2 separate regions of the Homo sapiens genome follow, and region 1 is linked to region 2. A link is a loop called in an ENCODE intact Hi-C map of the cell type or tissue named here. Cell type or tissue: heart left ventricle. All regions are shown on one strand. Each heading gives the region's core, and the rest is flanking DNA. Links, peaks and the distances in the headings are about the cores only.

The links. A loop is a pair of places that touch in the nucleus more often than their neighbours do. Peaks named below come from ENCODE experiments on the same cell type or tissue, not always from the same donor. Only the 100,000 strongest peaks of a DNase experiment are listed, where the experiment ranks them.
Region 1: it touches region 2 in a loop (3-fold over the local background); 26 of 110 quality-filtered maps call a loop at or near these places.

What each region holds. Positions count from the first base shown.
Region 1 is chr10:102,333,102-102,336,004 of GRCh38, forward strand. All of the region lies in intron 3 of GBF1 (golgi brefeldin A resistant guanine nucleotide exchange factor 1), which reads left to right. Among named protein-coding and RNA genes, the nearest start is that of NFKB2, 61 kb to the right of the region's middle. In heart left ventricle, for the core only: no CTCF peak of the experiment used is centred there; a DNase peak (open chromatin) is centred at 1,270; H3K27ac peaks cover 2,240 bases.
Region 2 is chr10:102,240,084-102,242,986 of GRCh38, forward strand. PITX3 (paired like homeodomain 3) reads right to left here and starts at 1,429. Exons shown (of 4, transcript NM_005029.4): 1 at 1,250-1,429. It also overlaps a transcript of GBF1 not described here. RefSeq lists a silencer at 1,291-1,580. In heart left ventricle, for the core only: a CTCF peak has its summit at 1,473; DNase peaks (open chromatin) are centred at 788 and 1,598; H3K4me3 peaks cover 2,101 bases.

The DNA of each region.
Region 1 (2,903 bases), core at 209-2,708, 93 kb after region 2:
ATCCCAATGGATGAGGAAACTATGGCCCAGAGAAATGAGGTGTTTTTGCCCAAGGTCACACAGTTAATGACAGAATCAGAATTGGGCCTAGTGCATTTCTTTATTTCATATCTCCTGTTGTATAGGGCAGGGTCTATCTGGGTTTGACCCTTAAGCCCAGGCTAGGAAATACAGGTATGGGACCTGTCCGTTGACAGTGTTTTCTGGAATCCGTTCCTGAACCAAGCCTAAATTCCCACCTGTCCATTCATAGGTCTGGAAAACTTTGAAGCTGATAAACGAAGGTATGGGAGGTTTGGCAGTTATTCCAGAGGCTTCTGGCTTTGCCAAAGTTTAGCTTTGATTATTCTTTGGACCACTACCCCTCTTTTTTTTTTTTTTCTTTTTGAAACAGGGTTCCACTCTGTTGCTCAGGGTAGAATGCAATGGTATGATCAGGGCTCACCTCAGCTTCCTGAGTAGCCAGGACCACAGGTGCGCATGCCTGGCTAATTTTTTCATATTTTGTGCAGCTGAAGTCTCACTATGTCGCCCAGGCTGGTCTCGAACTGCTGGGCTCAAGTGATTCTCCCACCTCAGCCTCCCAAAGTGCTGGGATTACAGGTGTAAGCCACCACACCTGGCCTGGACCACTACTCTTGATGTCCTCTAGTGACCAAAAAGAACACAGCTTCTTCCTACGGAGCTTACCATACATCAGACATTTTTGTAGATCACTATCAATCTTGACTTTTGCAAGAAATATATTCCTGGGGTGTACAGCATAGTCAGAAAAGTAGCATATGAGACCTAACACTTTCTCCTAAAATGGAATGTACAGATACAGACAGAAAAGCCTAAAACCAAAAAGCTTTTGTCGTCTGTCTCTGGATACAGAAATGTTAGAGGGGTAAATGAACTAATTTCTTTTTTTATCATGCTATGATTTATTAGTCTGTTATACATGATCCATCTTGTGAATGATGGCATTCTGTCTCCAGGAACATGGGCCAATATTTGCAGGGTAAAGAACATGCATGGGAGCAGGCTGGTGACCCTCTAGAAAGCAAGAAGAGAGAAGTAGACTCTGAGGGCAAAAAGGTCGAGACAGGCATTTCTGAAGCCAAATGGTGTTGAAATAACATACCGCAGGCCTTTTTCCTTGTCAGCGTAATCCAATTGAGAATGCCCAACTGCCCCTGATAAGAGTCACTCAGGAGTGAAGAGCTTTGCTACCAGGGAAAGCAGCTTATGTGTGCATTTTGGCTCAGGAATGTGCCAGCCCAATGCTGGCCAAATGAGAAAAGGCTGCTGCGGCCTGGAGAACACAGCCTCCTGGGAGGATGGTGGCTGTTCCCTTGTAGCTTAGGAGAGTATTCTGTTTTGTCCAAGGGCAGTGCTTGAGGCCACATGTTGAGGCCTTTGACATAGATTATCAGAGATGGTAGCAGCTCTGACATGAGAAGAGAAAATAATGTCAAGATTCAGCTGGGCGCAGTGGTTCATCCCTGTAATCCCAGCACTTTGGGAGGCCGAGGCGGGCACATCACGAGGTCAGGAGATCGAGACCATCCTAGCTAATAACGGTGAAACCCCGTCTCTACTGAAAATACAAAAAATTAGCCAGGCGTGGTGGCTTGCGCCTGTAGTCCCAGCTACTCGGGAGGCTGTGGCAGGAGAATTGCTTGAACCGGAGAGGCGGAGGTTACAGTGAGCCAAAATTGCACCATTGCACTCCAGGCTGGGTGACAGAGCGAGACTTCGTCTCAAAAAAAAAAAAAAAAGTCAAGATTCATCCCCATTTTGGAGAGGTCACCTCATCATTTGGGAAGACAAGAGGTGTGGGACATCTGCAGATTCTCAGACAGACATTGGGCCAAATTGACACTTCTGTTTTAATGTCATAATATGGGGAGTGAAGCACCCTGCCCAGTCGTATTGAGTACAGTATGAGCAGACCACCACCAAGACATCTCCAAAGGGCTTCACTTTGCTTTGGGTTGAAGTGACTCATGAGCCTCTCCAGAAATAATTTAATAATTCTTGTTGTAATTTGTCACTGACTGTCCAGAAATTGGATCCGGATTTGATTCTGGAAGGATCCGAAGTGTTTTCTCCAATGGGGGGTTAGATTTCCCCTCCTTGTGCCCTTTTTCCCCCAGATGACTGGCTCATCTTAGAACATGGACCAGTCACCTTCAGAGCACCTCTCTACCTAATCTGCACTCTGTGTTTACTGGACTGTTTGTGCCTTGAGGTTGACAGTCTTCCAGGGCGGGAATTTTGGCTGCTTGGCTGGGGTGTCAGATGTCTCCTTGGTTGTGAAATTATTCAGCCTGCTTACTATGAGCAGAATCATGGCACTTTTCTCCTGAAGGACTCAGGCAGTTTTCACTCTTCTGGAGAAGATCCAGACAATTGAATCTCAGTTCCCAGCCAGGCTGAACCGTGAGATAGGACACCAGAAACCTTTCTGTTCTAGCCTTGTAGGAAGCAGTAAAGTCGGATGGCTACGAGCAGAGCTTTTGGAGTTGGATGGACCTGGATTTGATTCCTGTTTCCACTACTAGCTAGTGCTATGATCTTAGCTGGTGGGGACATCTCGTTATCCTTTCCAAGCCTCATTTTTATCTTCAAAATGGGGTTAATTATGAAGAGTGAAGGTATGTAAAGTGCATAGCACTTGGCATGGCGCAGGTAATAAATGTTAATGAGTACTTTAATAATTCATTTTATTAAAAGGAAGCCTGTTCTTTCTCTGATACCTTGGAGAAAGCTGAAGCCCTCAGAAATTAAAAGTGCTATCCCAAATTGTACCGTAAATATCAACCACCCGTTATCTCAGTATTTATCCTTAACTTGTGTTTGTTTTATGGTTTAGGAGTCAAAGGTAGAATTTTTATATATATATTTACTTAAATCTT
Region 2 (2,903 bases), core at 310-2,809:
CTGGCCTGGGCTCCTGCCCACTGTAGGGAAGGAGCCATTGGTCGCCTGATACTCCAGCAAGGAGTCTGGGGGGTGTCTGGTTAATTGTATTGGAATTAGGGGGCAACTGAGGCTGCCAGGGGCTTGTACCCAGCTCCTTCCTGTTTTCCCATTGCCTTTTGTCACCTATTCCTTCCTTTCCTGGTCTTGATTCCCACTAGCAGGCTCCTCATTGGCCTTCTGTCCTCAAATTTGGATTCTGGAAGTACAGAGTGATGCTCTGATCTATTCTGAATTGAAGGGGGCATGTGTCCCAGCCCACCTCACCCCAAGGCCAGGTTGTAGCCTTTACTCTCGCTCCCTGCTCACAGCTTCGCAGCCCGAAGGAGCTGAAACAAGTTTGCAAAGTGTGAGCTGGGATTTGAGGTGACCCACCGCAGCCGACCCCATCGCACACGCAGCAGCTGGGCAGGCGCTGCTGGGTAGACGGACATGCCACCCAGCCAGGGACATTCTGTCCGCCACTGCCAGACACAACTCCCGCTCCGGAGAGACCCACTTCGCTACCCGGACATTCTGTCCGCTCCGAGCCCCATGCACCGCGGACATTCTGTCCGATTCTGAGGCGGCCTCAAGTCAGGACCCTTCTGGGCCCAGACACCCCAAGCCAGATCCACTATACCCGCCGCCTGGTCACTCTGATCCGCACAGCGGCCATCTGACTCAGTCGCGGCCGGGCTCTCACAACACAGCTCCTATTCCAACTGCGGAGCAGCTGGGAAGAGAAGCGTGTGCGACCAGGCGCACCCCGGCTCCCAGCCCCAGGAGTCTGAGCCTAGGCCGAGGGGCATCGGGCGCCGTCAACTGCCCCCACACTGGGGGCCGCCCCGCCAGCTCCCCCGCTGGCCAGGGCCTCTGTAACCCCTTTCGCTCCCTGGCCGCCTGCCCCGTGCCCTGGGATTCCAGGGCGCTTTCTGGTAATGGTTTCCAGACTCCCTACTCCCTGCCTCGCGAAGCCCCTATCCTGGTTTCAAGTCTCCGGCTTCGTTCCGGATCCTCTGAGTCTCCCCCTTCCCTATCCCCTGGTTCTTACCCTGAGTTTCCCTTTTCCCAAGTCCTGGCCCCAGGTCTGCAGTCCGCCCTCCCATTCTCGACCTGTTCCCAAGGCACCGGAGTTCAGCTGCCCCAGGTCTCGTTTTAGGGATTCCAAGGTCCAGCAATAGCTCCTCGGCCCCATGAGCCCCTGTCCTTAGAATGGTCAAACACTCACAGTGCGTCCTGCAACAGGCAGACTCCCAGTAGCGGCGGCTGCGGCGGCGATCTAGAGGGCAGGCAGGGGCCAGGGGCCGGGCACCCGGCCGGAGTGGGGGCCGCCCCCCTGCTCCCGGGCCGCCTCTCCGCTCGGGCGCTCCTGGACTCTCGGAGGGAGTGAGCCTCACCGCGTACTGCCACCCCCAGCCGGCGCCCATTCACTTTATGGCAGACCAGGGCGCCCCCAGCCCGCCGCGGCGAGCCGCGCGCGTCAGGCCCCGCCCCTTTCCAGCTGCCCTGCTGGGGCTCCGCCCTTTCCAGCTGTGGATCTCCAGGCCCCGCCTTTGAGGGAGGGGTCTGGCCGGCGAGACGCCAAGAACCCCGCCCTCTGGCCAATCAGAAGCGCTCTTCAGCAACTCGGCCGCGCCCCTCCCCACGTGGCAGAGACCGCGCTCCGGCTAGGACGCTTAGGCAGAGCCAAGTGGGCGAGAGTAGAGTGGTCCCGGTAGCCACGGGTAAAAGGGATCGGCTGGCAGCGAAGTGGGTTGGGCCGCTACCCCGAGGAAAGTGGATCGGCGCCAGGTGGGAAGGCGCACGGGGCCGCCGGGTCTCAGCGCTCAGACTTCTCTGCCACTCAAGTTTCGCCGATTTTCTCCACTTGTCGCTGTCCGTCTCTCCTCCCTTTTGTCTCTGTTCCAATCCTCCCACGTCTCGCCTTTCTTTCCTCTTCTTTCTCCTCAGCCGCTTCGCTCCTGCTGTTTACCATTCTCCTTCCTCTGCCACTTTAAAAGACTCATTTCTCTTTCTCTCTGCTCCTCTTTCCTCATATCTTTCCTCTTCTTCATTTCCCCCTTCTTCTCCAAGGAAGGTGACTTCGTGGAGACAGCAGGGTTTGGAATGATACAAACCAAAGTAGTATTCCAACGCTGCCACGAACTGCACCATCACTGAGTGAACTTGGACGAGTAACTATCATCTCCCTCCCCGCGCAAAACAATTAAGAGGAGGTTCCTGCTGGATCTCAGGGCTTGGGCTGGGCACTCCAAAGGCATTGCCTTTCAGTCTGTACCCTTGTCTTGCTTAGGCTGTGCTCTCCCTCCTTCAGCAGGGCTGGTTTCCCGCTGGTGGTACCAGGTTAAGTCCTGTGGGCAAGGTGTGGCCTTGGTGCCTGCTGGTTAGGAATTTGCAAGGGACAGGACAGATGACCAAGGAACATCCTGGCAGACTGTGACTTCGGCCCTCTCTGACTTAGGCCTCAATTTCCAGGAAACAGGCTCCTTCTCTTCTCCCAGTTAGGCTATGTTGCTTGGGTGCTCCGAAGAGCCTAAGCCCAGGCCAAACACTGTGGCTCATGCCTGTAATCCCAGCACTTTGGGAGGCCGAGGCGGGCGGATCACAAGGTCAGGAGATTGAGACCACCCTGGCTAACACGGTGAAACCCCATCTCTACTAAAAAATACAAAAAATTAGCCGGGCTTGGTGGCGGGTGCCTGTAGTCTCAGCTACTGGGGAGGCTGAGGAAGAAGAATGGCGTGAACCCAGGAGGCAGAGCTTGCAGTGAGCTGAGATCGCGCCACTGCACTCCAGACTGGGCGACAGAGCAAGACTCTGTCTCAAAAAAAAAAAAAAAAAAGAGCCTAAGCCCAGTCACACAATATGCCCCTAAGGCAAAT